Linked DNA regions of Homo sapiens: region 2 is linked to region 1. A link is a loop called in an ENCODE intact Hi-C map of the cell type or tissue named here. Cell type or tissue: ascending aorta. All regions are shown on one strand. Links, peaks and the distances in the headings refer to the core of each region. The heading gives the core; the rest is flanking DNA. Region 1 has its middle 85 kb from the start of LINC01765. Region 2 overlaps NGF (nerve growth factor).

Region 1 (8,333 bases), core at 264-8,263:
CAGCCAGTCCTGGCCTCCTGTTTTCAGCTGGCAGTCAGGGGTCAGTAGATTGACCCAAGTTGCTAAATGGCATCAAGTTTTTGCTCATGCCTAAATTCTCTTTCTTCTTTTAACCAGACTAAGCCCTAAGAGATGCCAGGGAAAATGTGTTCCAAAGGAATCCTTTAGCAGCCATAATGAAAGTAGAAAGGCCTTCAGTCTAGGAGAAATCTAGATTGAAAACCCAGTTTCATGAGAATCTCACAGTGCAAAATCATTTCTTCCTCATTTAAATAACAATAATACCCAGTACTTCTATACTGCTCAATATGTGCCCAGCACTGTTCTATATATTTGATATGTTTTAATCCACTTAATTCTCACAACAACCATGTGAGGAAGGTTCTAGCATTGCCCCTGCTTTACAGATGAGAAAACTGAGGCAAAGAGAGGTTAAATCACCTGTCCAACAAGTAATTGACAGAGCCAAGATTTGAACCCAGACAGTCTGGCTCCAGAGCCTGGACACTTAACCACTGTTCCTTACCACCCCCTAAGAATAACAACGTCCCGCCAACACAGAAAGAACAGGTGTGTGTACATGTGAGTGTGGGTGTGCAGGGGAGGAGCGGGAAAGCTATTTTAATGAGGTGAGAGATTTGTTGATGAATAGGATGACAGTAGATCTTAAGACAGAAGATGATTCCAGGCTATAGTGGGTTAGGAAGTCCTCATGAAGGAAGTCCATCCACCTGATGGAGGGCACCCAGAGGAGTGAAGAAAATCAATATGGGAAAAGGAATTTCAGCAGAAAACACTTAGCACACAATAGGCTCATGCATTCAATGCAGCAGGTGTTTATTGAGTACCTAGTATGTGCCAGGCCCCATTCCAGACATTGTTGAATCAGCAGGCACCTTCCCACCTTCATGGAGCTTACAGTCTAGTAGGGGAGATGGACAAAGAGAAAGCCAATGAATGAATAACACAGCTAGAAAAGTGATGGCTGAATGAAGGAAGGAGCTGAGGAGAGATGACTAGGTGATAGGAAGGCCTGTCTGTGGAAGGAACATCTCAGGTGAGGCAAGAAAGAGCTGAGTGGGTGTGAGATGCTGGAAGAGCAGCAAATCCTTCTGGAAGAGGAGCACACTAGACAGGGAAGAGGTGACAGGGCCCCAGAGCCAGACAGTCCTGGTCACAGCAGCCTCTGGAGGCCACCAGAAGGAGTTTGGATCTCATTCTAAGGGGAGTGCAGAGACACTGGGGGCTTTCTGCAGGAAAAAGACACCCCAATTTATGTTTAAGAAAAGATCTCTGACTCACTATGGGGAGAACAGCTTGCAGGGATGTAGCCAGGAGGGTACTGCTGTCATCCAGGCAGGAGAAGGTGGTGGCCCAGAGAGGTGGTGGTGGTCAAGGCAGAGAGCAGAGGCATTTGGGAGATATTTTAGAGATAGAATCCACAGGTGCTCATACCTTTGTTTCTACCACCGTTGGGAAACAGTTTTTATAGGCGGCCACAGAGTTTAGAGCTCAAGCAGATGACTTGATGAAATGATTTGCCAAGCAACAATCCAAAAGAAGAGGGCAGGAAACGTTACGCACCCCCACCCAGAAGGAAGACAGACAGACACAAAGGGATGCTTCGTCTTCCTGGAAGCAATGGTCCCCAGGCTGCCCTCCAGGTACACACAACTCTGAAGGACAGATGCAAGAGAGAGCCAAGTTCTCAAAGGCACTTTTGAATGAGCTTGAATTTAGGGCAGTGATCCAAACAAGAACAATACACGTTCTGTGGAAAGCAGAGCATGATCCCCACTGGGCACTTGAAGGCAGCCATGGTAACTGAGAGCGTCCTGGCATATGGGCTCACTGGGGAGACCCCAAGTAGCTCCCAGACCTAGGGAGTAGAGATGGCCTTCTGCAGAGGGCAACAGAAGGGAAGAGCTCACAGAGGCTCAGAGAGGGAGAGGGAAACACAAGTCAGAGAGTCCACGTTTGCAGCTGCGGAATCATAGCCAAGGACAACGTCTGTTAGAATTGGCATAAAATTGCCATTGGTCTTGAAATTCTTAGTATTATATTTCAATTTAATAGATTTTTTCCTTTTAAATAAAACCAGTAGTGTTCTAATCAGTTATTTTGCTAGCTTCCTAATCTTACTCCTTCATTTATTTATTTAGTACCTGGTTATTGGCACAACATTCTAGACCAGGGCTTCTCAAACTTCAACATGCACATGGATCACCTGGCTCTCTGGTTAAAATGCAGATTCTGGTTCAGTAGCTGTGGGGTGGGGCCTGATATTTTGCATTTTTAATTAGTTATCCGGTGATGCTGATGGTCATTGACCCCCACTTCAAGTAGGGAGGCTTTAGTCCAATTAGACATTCCTTTCACCTGACCTTTGGTCCACTTCTCACTCCACTTTGAAGTTAAAATAAAATGTGTTCCTTCATTATTTGAGTACCTACTAGATACAAGGCAATGGATTAAGTGTTGGGCAAGAAGAGAGATAATACAAATGCATATGATACCATGTTGCCTTTAAGGAATGACCATCTAGTTGGAGGTGGAGAGAGAGATGGGTACTAATATGAAGTCTGAGGCTTACACTCTGCCAGGCCTCTCATTGCAGTAGAATTACAGTTTATGCATTGCCCCACTTAATCTTCACTATCATCCTGAAATAAGAGTGGCTCTATCTTACAGAGAAGGAAAGCCAGACAAGGAAAATTTCACTAGACTTCTCAAGCTCACACGGCCACTGAAAAGTTGGATTTTGGTTCAAATTTGAGTCTGTCTGGCTCTAAAGCTCAAACTCTCTTCATCAAGCCATACTGAGGACATAGACAAATGTAAATGCCCCCAAGCTTTGCATTTTATGTGATATGTGCAAAATGAGAAGTACAAACAGCTTGCTGGAGGCAGTCGGGGTAGGGGGGTGGGAGGTGACCCCACTGTAGACTCAGTGGGGAACTACAGTATAGTTGTATATTATAGTTATATACTATATACTATATTTGTATACTATAGCTATATACTATAGTATATAGCATATATACTATATATAGTATATGGAACTATAGTATATTTACTAAATTTGACTGGTTTACCAGAAAACAGCAGCAGTGAAGACATCATGTTGAAAATGTATTTTTTCAACATTGCAGAAAAGAGACAGGTTTTCTTGTTTGTTCATAAATTCTCCTTTTATGGACTCAGTTCCACAGTCCAGGAAGCCACTTGCCCAGCCAAGAGATGTTGGCGTCTCTGGCTCAGGGCTCCAGAGCCAGACAAAATGCTAACAGGCATTTTGTCTGCAAACACCCAGAGTAAGCGCTGCCCATCCTAGGAGCAATCTTCGGTTACATGTCTACCTTAAGCCAAGCAGAGAGCAGAGCACAGCCTGGAAACCCAGGATGTGAGAGCATTCATTACCCTGCATTATTTGGCCAAAAACCTACACGGGCATGTGCACACACCCCTCACAGAGAGGTTCTCTTCCCCTGTCACCATGGCTTTTCAGAGCCCCTGCCTCTCAGCATCGCCCTCCCACATTAGCCACACAGCTGGCTCCCTCACGGTCCGCCAGCTACTCCCTGGATTGTCCACTAACTAGGAGCCCATGTGGCAGTGTGTCTGGGATTCAGAAATGACTCCACTTTTTCTGCCACTGAGTCATTGTTATTGGGACAGAGATGGGAAGACCAAACCTATGAAAGTGAAACTAGTCTCTGTCTGAGGGCCACTCCTTACACTGCCATACTGGGAGAAGCAGGGCGGGAGGTCCACCTCAGGCTCCAGTGTGCCTGGATGGTGGCGAAATGTTCCATTTCATATTTAGAACAGAAAGGCAGTCTGTCATTAAGCACTGAAATACCTGGAAATCAGGCCCTCCCCAAAACCTAAGAGAAGGCTTTAGTCACACTCTCCTTTCCTCAGCACTGACGTGTGCTTTCTATTTCCTGCACAGCACACAGTAAACTGAAGCATGCTAATTAGAAAAAAGGACCCCGTCAACATTTCCAGGCAGGTGTCACTTCCCAAAAGCATAGAGCAGCTTCATCTCCATACCTGTCACTACTCCTAATCTCATTCACCTCCAGAAACCCCTCCAGGCCACAAAAGCAAAGGGCAGTTTGTGAGTAGGTGTTTCTCCTTTGGCCCCAAGAATGGGGACTCACAGAGCTATTTTTGTGCAGTCACACACATGCCCAGCAGCCAATGGTACATTTTGTCATTAAGTAGATATGAGAGGGAACTGAAGGCACCAGTATTTCTTTTGCCAAGCATTGTGGAGAGGGTTTCTGGAACCGCTGAAATTCCATTTCTCTCTTCCAGCTGCTGACTATAGGGGCAGCACTCAGTGTCCAAGGATGACACTTTAATACAAATTGAACCTCTGCCATAATGAAACGAGCTGGGTTTTAGGGGTGATTTGTTTAAAAGCCACATCATAAATCAGCTGTCAGTTTTTCTTTCTTCCAAGTCTGGCAGGCTCACCTTTACACTGAATTAATCGCATCTGAAACTTGACCTTCCAGCCCTGAAGCCTGCTGGAAACAACATGTGCTCTACAACTTTCAGTCGAAGCAGCAAGAACTTAAATTGTTCCACATTTTTAATAAATGGGCCTGGAATCCACGGGGCGACTCCCATTGACCTAGTTGCTCAACATATTGATCAAATGAAAAGGATAGAGTCATGTTTGCAATGACCAGATTTAGAAGATCATTTACTGACACTGGCAGGACCAAGCATGGACAAAACTGATTCATGATCTTAAGCACAATGAGAGTGAGTCCCAGCCTGAAGAAAAGCCCAGAAACATTACATTCATTGCCAATAACAGCTTGACTGGGTAGGGGGTGGGGAGTGGGGATAAGTGGAAGTGAAGAGAGGAAGGAGGGAAGGCATGCAGGAGCACCCGCCAGGGAGGGGAAGTTAGCTGAAGCCTTCTCAAAGGAGCCGGGGCTCTGGGACTCCTTCCAGCTTCTTGCTCCTCTGATGCTAAAAAGCGAAATTTGATTGCTCGGGAAAAAGTAACTTCGGAGCTGGTTGTCACAGGGCCTAGGAGTTCATGCTGTAAGTTGGCCCTAATAAGAAGCCCCCGGCACTGTGCTAACCACTGGACTTAATGATAACACAGATAAGGGCCTTGCAATCTTGGGGGAAGAAAACATGAAAATCGATTTTGGTTTTTAATATGATGAATGGCTGCTACAGGCCTGTACTAGATTCAGGGATACAATAGGGAGAAAGATACACAGCCCCTTCCCCACAAGATACTTACAGTCGAGCTGGGGAGATGGATATAAAACACAAAGCGTGATGGGGTTTGTGGGAAGGCTTCACGGGAGCCCATAAGAAGACCCCAGGCTTGGGAGCACAGGGACTTCTTACCAGGAGAAGGATGTTTAACTGGTTTTTTTGAGGATGGGCAGCAGTTCACCACATGGGGCTGCGGGGCCAAGGAAATTGGGGTCAGAGGAGGGCGCCAGTGTCACACACAGAGGGACTAGGTATGAAAGCTCAGAGGGAAGGGAAGGCCTAGTGCACCTGTGAAACTAAGAGGACACAGTAAGACTGGGGCATAGAATTCGGCAGCTGAGGGGGTCAGAGATAAAGCTGGACAGCCAGCAGAGCCACCTGGACCACACATGGCAGGAATTTAAATAGAGGGGTGCACAGATGAGGGAGTGATGGAACTTACTGAGGGTGGCTGGAAAACGCTTTGACCAAAATAAAAGCCTCTTAAAGGATGATTAGGGACTTACCAGAAGAAGCGAGGCCATTCCAGGCAGAGGAAACAATATATGCAAAGGTATTTTGGCACTTTGAAAATTAACCCTATTCTCTCTCCTATCCCGAGTAGGGTCCAAGATGAGCAACACACCCTCTACCAGACTCTCCTCTGTAAAGTCATATCAAGGCTCAAGATTGTGAAGCTTCAACCTCCAAAAAGAGTGGAGGGAACCAAGAATAAGCAACGCTTGCTACATAGACCAGGGACCCTCCTGCTAAGGAAGGCCTGCGTTCCAAAACCAGAAACATAACCCAGCCAATTGGAAAAACTTTGGAGGAACCAGGAAAATTATCACCTCCTAGGGGAGGTTCCTGTAAGCATCTATTGCTTATCGTTAATAATGTAGAAATACCCTCAAAACAAGGATTTCAGAAATTATGCCAACTCAGTAAGCAACACCTACCATATGCCAGGCCCTGAACGGTAAGTGCTCCACAAGCACCATCCCATCAATCCTCTAGTCACCCCCATGACACGTAAGTGTTCCCATTACTTTCCGGATGAGTAAGCTGAAGTTAAATACCATGCCCAATGTCTCAGATGGTTGGTAAATGGCAGCTGGGGGAAGGACCAGGACTCTGTGAGCCACACTTCCCCACACTGTGCCCTGCTGTTCCCCTAGGTGATAACCACTCTCCCTGATGCCGCTGAGGAAAATAACATGGACAACAGCAAGAGAAAAATTATTTTTTATTAAACAATTTTTTATTTAAAAAATATTTTTTAATAATTATTTTTAAAAATAATTATTTAAATATATTTTTAAATAATTATTTTTTAAAAATATTTAAATAATAAATTTAAATATAATTTAATTATTTAATTTAAATTAAATTATTTAAATACATTATATTTAAATAATTGTTTTAAAATATCTATCTAAATATATTATTTTTAAAAATATTTTTTATCTTAAAAAATTTTTATTTAAAACAATTATTTTTTGTTATTTATTATTTATGGTACACAAATACGTGTGTACCAAAGCGATGACTGTGAGGTTTACCTGAAGTTAAAGTCTTTACCCTTCTCGGGCAACAACTGGCAGCCAAATCTCCTCAGCTTCCTAAAGATAAAGCTATCTTTTCCAGGAGGCATCCAGACCATCTTACGTGGGAGGCCCCTTCATATACCTTTTCTTGAGTGATCCCCAATGTTCCCATATTACAGGTAGGGAAGTCAAGATTTGGAGCTAAGTATCTTTTCCAAGGTCTCACTACTATTAAAGCGGTGGAGCCAGGACTCAACCTAGGAGCTATCTGACTTTAGGAACTAAATCTTTCCATAACATCACACCTCATCACAGCATAGTCCAAAGGGAATCAAGCATGTTCACAGGAGGAGACACTTTGAAGCCAGTGGAAGAAAGCTAAGGACTCATTTTGCAAGGCCTCTCACAAAGAAAAAATGTACTTTACAAGAATGCTGACATATCTATTCTGCCAAATACAGGTTCTTGTGGGGTGGAGGGGAACTAACTGACAGTTATCAATGCCAAAAGAGAGAGAAAGGCCATCTGCAGATGAATACAATGCTTGCTCTGCCCGCCAAACTTACAGTTAAACTTTCCACTCTTAGATGCCATTGTTAGAAAGTAATTCTTACGCTGCGGATTCTTCATAAGACTACACAAATAAAGGACGGGGGAGGATGGGTCCCAAGGGCCTAGAATGGAATAATGAGATAGGTTACTTGGAGAGGAGGGCCAGAGGATGGGGAAGGAGTAGCCCATCTGTGTGGACTTGTAAGATGAAAGCTTTGTTGTATTTTATCCCAAATTTATAGACTCTCAAGCTGCCTGTAATCCTGTTCAGAGTACTGAGAGGTGATGTCAGAGAAAGAGCACTGGGTAGAACAGGGACCTGTGTTCCAGTCTCGGTCTTGCCACCATTTCAGGAAAGTCACAGAAGCTCCTCTATCTCTCATTTTCTTTGCCTATTACCTGAGGAAATTGGATTAAATGAGCTCTGAGACCCCTCCAGCTCAAAAGCATGTGATCATAATTCTAGCACCCTTCTCTCATCACATTCTTGGAATAGGCAGCAGAGGTGGGGCTCATCTAAAAGAGTAGCCCACTAAACCAGGACCATGAGGAGATATTATTAAAGGGCTTGGAGCCTGATGAGAAATCATATCTATATCACAGCCTTGCCGCAATCCATCCTTCAGTCCATCACAAGCCCTGGTCACTCGGCCCCCACAATACTGAGTTCTCTACTTTTATTGAATCTGCACCCACACACTGTTATCTAGATCTTGTCCCTTCCTTCTGCTGCCAGCCTGTACCTGCTGTGCTCCGATGAGGTTTGGGGTCTTGGAAAGTCAAAAGATGAAGAACCCCTGATCTCAAAATGAGGATGCTCCCAAGAGGGCAGAGAACTCACCCTAGGGTTGGAACAATATGTACAAGTCATTAAGAGCAGCAGGTTTTAGGGTGAAACAGAACTGCCTCTTAAAAGCTTAAAAGCTGTGGGATCTTAGGCAACTTTTCTGAGCCTAAGTTTCCTGACCTGTAAAGTAATAATGATGTTAATACAATCTGATA
Region 2 (8,333 bases), core at 237-8,236, 150 kb before region 1:
TGGGGGCGCGGGACCCTCGCGGGAGGACGAGTCGGACCGAGGGAACAGCGTTAGTTCTGGTCGTGGAGTCCCTAGTCCCAGGATGGCCTGCAGTCCAGGGAGCAGCCCTGGCGCCTGCAGAAGCCCACGGCCATGCCAGGGTCTAGCTCGAGGGCTAGAAGTGGATAACGCGCAAGTGAGGGAGAGCGAATGGGCGCGGAGAGGGATGCGCCGGCAGCTGGCGCGCCAGGGCGGGAGGAGTGGCGGCCAGCACCGCGGGGGGAGCGCAGAGCGCGCTGGCTGAGGTGAGCGCCGAGTAGGGAAAGTGCTGCGCGGCCCCCAGGTAGGGGGAGGAGCGGAACGGGGCGCGCTAGACCTGGGGCAGTTCCCTCAGCGCGTCTCGGAAGGGCTGGGAGTCGTGACTGAGGGCCCCGGGGGTTAACGCAGGAAGTCTGCGAGCCAACGCCGGGGTCCGTCCGGCGTACCGGGGCCCTCCACGGAGCCGCGTTGGACAACCTCAGGTAGAGGTCGCCAAGGTTCAGCCCTGCCACTTGGGTCACACGCTTCATCTCCAGCTGTCTGCTGCCAGGTGTGGGAGAAGCGGGCGTGGAAGGTTAGGGCGGGGAGCGCCTTGAGTTCAGGCGAGGAGGATCTAGGGGAGGGAGAGAGGACTCAGGGGTCAGGGAGCTGCAACTTTGAGCCAGCAGAAACAAGCAGCTTAGCTCCCTCTAATTACAAACCTCCTTCTAAAAAAAAAAAAAAAAAAAAAAAAAAAAAAAAAAAAAACAAAAACAAAACAAAAAAAATTTCGAGATTCTTAAGGAAGGTGTTTCGTGCTTGAACTTTTTCTTCTCTTGTGATTTGAGAGATTAAAAAAGAGCCTGCTTGCTAGGCTGGTTTTTCCAAGTTGTTCCAGGTTGGAAGTTGTAACAGTTCGAAGGATAATTTATGAGTGTTTCATGCATTAAAGTGTATTACAGCAAAGCCTTTTGGGTGCTGTGGGTATTAAGGAAAACTTAGTGCACGTTCCCAGCTGGAAACCAAAATAGTGCTCTCCTGGGTGCCTCTGCCCCATCTGTCATCCAAGGCCAATGGAAATCCTGTAGAAAAGTCACTTGATTAATTGTTCTGGCTCCATCCTCTGGGCACACCCACTGCCAGTGCCAGTCCCCTCCTCCCCAATCCATGCACAGCCAGCTGCACTCTGCAAATGCAGAAATGACAGTGGAGACCCCATCAGTAACTTCTCTCCAGGGTCCTCAAACTCTTGAAGCCGTCAGTTAAGTCTGCTGGAAGGGAATCTTTCCCCTTCTCGAGGCAGTGCAGAAGGGCAGCAGCCATTGGCCCCTGCCAGCCCTTCTTATCCTGTGTTTACAGTTTCCTCCTGAATGTCTGAAACTTTCTCCCTCTGCAGAGTCACAGAAGAAAGAAGAAAGGCTGTATCAAACCTGATGGGTCTCTTTTGTTGAATAAGTCATACGTCAACCTGAGCAACCCAAATGTCAATTCATGATGGGCAGTGTTTCCAGAGGGTCAGAGGAGACAGGCGGGTCTGGGGGCTGAGACTGGCCTAGCTGGAATTGACTCACACAGAAAGTGAACATTCCTCTTGTTGAAGGGGGATAGGGTTAATGCCACATGTTGCCAAACTCCTACCCCACTCTTTCCCCAACATCTTTATGCAGGTGAAGGGAAAAAGGAAGCACCAAAAATGGGAAGCCAAGATCACTGGGGCATGAGAACACTAATTTGACAGAAGTATAGGAGCACCTCAGAGGATTTTAGAACCAGCTGCTGGCACCACTGCATTTCCAACAGCAGCCCAGGCCCACCAGAGAAATGAACTGGGCCCACTCAGGGCAGTCATCCCGGTATTGGTGACTCTTTCCCTACTTTTAACCTGTACCAAGGAATGAGGTTCTTGCCTTCTCCTATTGCCCACCCCACAACTCTCCTGCCCCAAGGGCCAGTGGGAGCAAGGAATGAGGCTTCACACTCTCATTCTCTTTCAGGGAGAAATCTGTGCCTTGGACAAGAAGGGGGCCCTGGTTGCCGACATCAGCAGGGAGAGTAGGGTAGGGCAGGGCAGGGCTGGAGCCCGAGGGAAGTTTCTCATCATTACCGAGAATAAACTGATGAAAAAAATCACACAACTTTACTTTTTAAAGAGTGCTGAGCACTCCTGCTGCTCATTGATGGAGTGCTTTACTGCAGTACCCTGCATCAGAGCAGCAGGGAAACTACACAGAGATTCAGCCACTGCTCTTCTCTACTGGGCATGGAGTAGGGCCAAGGCCCAGATCCCCAAGCAGATGTCAGTGCCAGACCTGGGAGCAGAGGCCCAGCCATTTACCTTTTCCAAGTAAGAACTTTCACTGACTTCAGAGTCTAGAGCAAGCCTTAAGAGACCTTTGCTGGCAGCAAATTCTCTGATCTCAGGAAGCAGTGGAAGGTTTGCTGACGGCTTGCATAAAATCTCTGGATATCTGTGTGCAAACAACCCATGCTCCCAGAAAACACCTTTCTGTGACACAGAAAGAGTTCCTGTGTGTTTCTTTCACTAGCTGATCTCACAAACCATCAGCTCTCAGGCTTAGCCAGTTCTGAGAAATCACTTCTGTGGTGGACCATTTTGAGAAAACAGTGTACACTGGCATTGGGTAAATAAATGAGGATGAAAGACCCTTCCCCAATCCATTCCCATGAGACATCGCTTGATAACAGTGGGAAAATAGTTAAGATCCTAACTCCAAATAGCAGTAAGGCCAGGATGATCCTGAGGCTGATATGTGAATGGAGAAACTGAGGCTTTGGGGTCCTCGGTCTTTTATTAGGCTGTGCAGAAGCATAGAAACGTCACTATTTGAGCCGAGGAGAATAAACCTTCAGCCACAAAGTTTAGTGAAGACCAGAAGAATGAAAACATGCAATGGAGAAGACTTTCTGGTGGTTCGTGATGTTTTCATTGCTCCTCTCTGGGCTACTTTACATGCTTTTGAGGCCTCAGACTAGGACACAGTAGGAATCAGATTAAAATGTTAGGATGATCCCTTGATATTCTTCTCCTATATTTTGGGTAAACTTCCTGTTACAGTTTCCTCACTTGTGAGAAAGGAAGGGAAGTAGCTTTGTGACCTTGAGCAAGTCGCTAAGCTTCTCAGGCCTCACTTTCCCAACTCATTAGGCAAGTATATTGGATTTATATTGTTTCTGAATGGAGCTGTCAGCATTTTGGGACAATTCTTGGTTAAGTGTGACCAATCTGCACAGTGCAGATAGTTTAGTATTCCTGCCTCACCTCCTAAATGTCAGAAGTCATAGTGACAACCTCAAATGCCCCTCATAAAGGGCTAAGTGTATTCAAAGATAATGCTGCTCCCAGTTGAGAAGTCTTTTGGAAATTACCAATAAGGGCCCTATTGTTGGGGTTTCTGTGGTTAATCATCAAACTGGGGCTCCAGAAGTCAATTCCTGGGCTTCATCCTCCAAGAGCCAGCAAATCAGACTCTAGGCCACCATCGGCAGGGACCTCAGTGCTGTAGTCCCACCAAGTGTCATCCTTTGCCTTTTGTGAGTGAAGTGGACTACAAATGACCCATGGGAAAAGAAAATCAGAAAGAGTAAGGTGAAGGGACAGGTGCTATTAGAGCATGGCAGCTTCCTACTCTGCCATATGTTATTAAAAACACAGGCAGACTGCATGCCTGTGGAGTCTGCAGCACTGGGAGGAAATCCTTCCCTCCTTTGCTAAGTGGATCACACTCTGGCATCAGGAGGTTCCTTCCCTGAAGCAGAAGCCCCCAACACTGACCGCACTTAATACAACATGAGTGCACATTGACATCGAATTAATACAACTGTGCCCAAGCTGTGAAAATAAATGAGAATTGATAACGTGACATTTCCTTGAAAAAAAGTAGGCTAGCAACACTACACTCGAGGGATGGTGCTTGTGGCACTGGGTTTATTCTCAAGTAGAATAGCTCATTATTCTCACCTCTGCTTCAAGGTCTCATTGGGGGACAGAAAATAGAACTATTTGTTTATTTATAGTACCTAGGGTTAAAATGAATAATGTCTTCAGAGGGTAGGAGGGTATTATAGGAACACATGCTTTCTACTCATGCCCAACTCATTACAAGTAGGAGTGAAAAGGAACTGCAGAGCTTGGCGCTGATTTCAAATGAGGGAAAAAAAAGAAAGAAAAGAAAAGAAAGAGAGAGAGAAGAGAGAAAGAAAGAAAAAGAGAAAGAAAGAAAGAAAAGAAAGGAAGGAATGAAGAAAGAGAGAGAGGGGGGAGGGAGGAAGGAAGAAAGAAAGAAAGAAGGAAAGAAAGAAAAGAAAGAAAGAAAGAAAGAAAGAAAGAAAGAAAGAAAGAAAGAAAGAAAGAAAGAAAGAGAAAGAAAGAAAGTCTTAAGGAGCTCCCTCCCCAAATGAGGTTGATCTGATGATGAAATCTGTCAGGTGGAACTAGCAACAATGCTTTTGAATTGCCTAAGACTGTAGCCAACGCATTCACGTGCGGGAAGTCTTTTTTTTTTTTTTTTTTTTTTTAGTAGTACTATTAGTCAGAGTCAGACAGTCAGGATTTCCCTGAAAATCCACCACTGGGCTAAGCAGATTGAGATGTTTTGGCACTTTTGGCACCGCCTGTGGTGGCTTCTGCAGGTGGAGAGCCCTGCGAATGAAAGAAGCTGGCTATGAAATCAGTGGGAATGAACCACCCAAGTTTCACACAGAAGCCCTTCCACATTGGGCAATTTCAATCCACTACTACAGGAACAGTTTCCCAATAACCACGAAGTATTTGTTGTCAGTACAGATGGGCTGATTTTCCCATTTCCTTTGGCTGCTCCTTCAGTAGTCAGAGTTGGTGGTATAGGTCACCTCCCCTCTGTGTGCAGTTGCTAAGTGAGCCCAGGGAGGATGGTCTCAAGAGCTCAGCCCTTGCCCAGGTTAGGGGGTGGGGGAGACTGTCCTGACTTCAGTTCTTCATCATTACAGATGGATTACAACCCTCATTAGTAATGGAGTGACTTGCATGTCTCACTTGCTCAGTCTAGTGAAATGCCAACCCATTTTTGGATCTGAGCAGACCTGGCTGAGAGGTCAACGATTGAGGTACTGCCTCATCACTATGGATATGTATTGAACCCCCATTGTGTATGAGTGATGCCAAGTGGGACAGGCTCCCTTTGGATTATGGAGAACACTTTCAGAAAAAGAAGTCACACTGTTTCTAGCTGCCTGAGAGGTGCTGGACTAGATAAGCAGGGGGAAGGACGGGGTACTCCAGGAAAGTGGAGACATAGGAGGGCCTCTCCTGTCCCTAAGTTTTCTCATCTGTAAGACAAAGATATTAGTAGTAGCTATGCTGTCATCTGGCTGTTGTGCACATTAAGTGGGAAGGCATAGGCAAAACAGCAGCACAGGCCTGGCATGAGGGGGGCACCAACGAACATGAGCTTCCTCCCCTCACGTTCTCCCTTGGAAGGGCTGATCTGAGGGGAGCCCCCACTTCATAGTTGTTTTTTTTTAATTTCAGGTAGGATAACATCTTTTTTGTATGTTTTTAATGTATCTGTGCATATATAGCTTTTCTGTTTTGGGAGGAGAAATCTTTTTGGTTGCATTGAAGACTTCTCTAGGAATTTACTCACTGATATTTTGACCTTCTGTAGTTAACATTCTCATTTTGATAGAATTTTAACCAAACATTTCATCTTGCGATTTATCTTCGCCTTGTAATGTCTGGGTAAGAGAAGACTCACGGAGGTTCTCCTGTAATTTTCTTTCAGAGGCAAACTTCTCCTCAGACTCTTATTTCAGAAATGTTATGCAATGCTCTCTAAATAAGGCATTTCTTGAGAATGACCATGTTTGCTTGCAGCTTTAAGAATGTTTTGCTTCCTTACTCCACGTAACAACTCCTCTGTGTCTTTAGGATTTTAAATGTCTTAGGAATTCTTCAAGTTTACAAGAAAAGAAAGAGAAAGTGAATTTTGCTATGGCAGTGGGGCATTTCTGCTCTCCCAGACCAAGAGCCAAGGGTTAAGCAGCTGTTGCTGAATTACATAGAACCTGTGGTTAAAGGGGAAGATTGTCCTCGCCCCACAGGGGAGGGGGCCCACCATGTATGAGGCTACTGGATAGATTTTCTTCTCTCAATTAGCATCCTTATTAATATGCTACCTGGGACACTGGGCACTCTGGGGACTCAAAATAAATATAAATCATGATCCTGCCCCAAGGAGCTTGCTCAGGAGTCATAACTAAAAGGCTTAGTGGCTCATGAGAGAATATAAATGAGCTGAGGCCAGAGATTGCTGGGGCTGTGAAAAACTAGAGAGGCTATGCCTCATTGTTAAGGGACAGGCCAACCATTGCTGTAAAGGATTATAGGTCCAATACAGATCTCTTCAAGAACTTTTCAAGAAAAGCCAAAACTTTGAGACTGAAAAGCCAAAACTCTGAAATTTCTTCACTTTCCACACATGGGTACAGACCAAACAAAATTTGTCTGCAGGCTTTTTAATCTTCTTATGTGAATTAACACATGGAGCAATTGCAAGCAGTATCAAAACTGGAACTAGTGGAAGTACTAATTCTGTGAATATATGACCTCCAAGAGGGACAGGTCTGGATGTCAAGAAGGCTTTCAGGGAGGCTCCTCGGAGGGCAGTGAGGGGCTGTCCCATAGGCAGGTAGGATTTTACAGGAGTCCTGGCACACAGATAGAACTGGATTTAGGTCCAAGTTCACTTCTCATTAGCTCTGTGAGCACATTACTTAACCCCTGTAAGCCTCAGTTTCTTCATCTGTAAAAGGGAATCATGATGCCAACTGATTTTTGAGGGCAATTGTGAAGGGGAAAGGAGAGAGTGCTGGAAAGTTCTTACCTCAGAGTCTGGAATATAGCCAATGCCCAGTAAGCTGAGGCCCCTTCCCGATGTGGACCCCCTCATTGACATTGCAGACAATTGCTTTTCAAGGATTTTGAATTGCTTTTTCTGCCCCAGGAAAAGCACAGGAGGTCTGGGTTATTTTTCTCCTCTGCTGCCCTCTTCTTGCTTCTCCCCGAGGCCTGTGGCTGCTTGCCCAGTTGCCCTTTGTCAGAATCCCACCCTTTAAAAGCCTGACCTGGGCCACAGCAGAAATCACAACCCTACTCAGTAAGGAGAAGTACTCCAGGAGGCTGTATAGACACGCACGGCAAATATTTAAGGAATTCTTAGGAATAAAAAAAATTCGTAAATCTGGATTTTTGCATGAGGCCATCACAGGAACATGTTTTCTCAATTAGCGTGCACATTGCTTGGAGTGAAGTCACCGAGTCCACAGCCCATCAGGGCTGACTCGAGCTGAGCCACCTGATCAGACTTCACTTTCCATGACCTAAATGTGATTCAACCAACCTGCCACTGCCCCTAGCTGCTGAAACAAAATCATCCCTGAAATCCCAAACCAGGGTGGAGATGTACATGCTCCTCTGAAAAGCAATCTAATTTCAGATCCTGGTTGTATTCACCCCAAATTGAGAAAGACAGCACTACTCTGGAGGGTGGATTGATAGAGTCACCACAACACCTTGCATGTTTCTTTTCTTTTACCATTTATTGTTAGATGGCGACTGTGTGTAGCCTTTCAGAACAGATGACTTCTTTAGGTTCTGAAAACAGAGAAAATAGTTTCTTTTGCTAAAGCATACATCAATTGCCTAAAATATTAGCAGTCAGTGCCTGAGATGAGTGATTATATATTCTGGATGGTTTCCTGGACTGACTCTTTTCCAAGCAAATGGCTTTGTCAGATATTTGTAATTTCTGAAATATTTTATTAATGATGTCCTCTTGCCAGAGGGATGGTCCAGAGTACACAATTAGCTGCATGCCTCAGAAGCGAGATGCTGCCCAGCATCCACTAAGATCAAGCAGGAGTTCAAGGACACTTCTAATCAACTGCCATAGAGCAGAGAACAGAAAATGTTTTTACAAGTTGAAGGCCGGGTGTGTGGCCCATGCCTGTAATCCCAGCACTTAGGGGGCTGAGGCGGGAGGATCACTTGAGGACAGGAGTTTAAGGCCATCCTGAGCAACAAAGTGAGACCCCATCTGTACAAAAATAAAAATAAAAAAATTAGCCAGGCATGGTGACATACACCTGTAAGTCCTAGCTACTAAGCAGATTAAGGTGGGAGAATCACTTGAGCCCAGAAGGTTGAGGCTGCAGTGAGCCATGATCATGCCACTGCACTCTAGCCTGGGCAAGATAAGTGAGACCCTGCCTCCAAAAAAAAAAAAAAAAAAAAAGAAAGAAAGAAAAAAGAAAACAAAATACAGGTTGTGAAATCAACT

The links. A loop is a pair of places that touch in the nucleus more often than their neighbours do. Peaks named below come from ENCODE experiments on the same cell type or tissue, not always from the same donor. Only the 100,000 strongest peaks of a DNase experiment are listed, where the experiment ranks them.
Region 2: a loop joins it to region 1, with 4 times the contacts of the local background. A loop is called at or near these places in 7 of 110 quality-filtered maps.

The regions. Positions count from the first base shown.
Region 1 is chr1:115,180,472-115,188,804 of GRCh38, reverse strand. No RefSeq gene overlaps it. Among named protein-coding and RNA genes, the nearest start is that of LINC01765, 85 kb to the right of the region's middle. In ascending aorta, for the core only: no CTCF peak of the experiment used is centred there; DNase peaks (open chromatin) are centred at 3,704 and 4,174; H3K4me3 peaks cover 1,888 bases; H3K27ac peaks cover 5,549 bases.
Region 2 is chr1:115,329,700-115,338,032 of GRCh38, reverse strand. The region is part of intron 1 of NGF (nerve growth factor); the gene reads left to right. All of the region lies in intron 1 of NGF-AS1 (NGF antisense RNA 1), which reads right to left. Among named protein-coding and RNA genes, the nearest start is that of NGF, 4.4 kb to the left of the region's middle. In ascending aorta, for the core only: a CTCF peak has its summit at 7,418; DNase peaks (open chromatin) are centred at 246, 4,702 and 7,342; H3K4me3 peaks cover 2,427 bases; H3K27ac peaks cover 8,000 bases.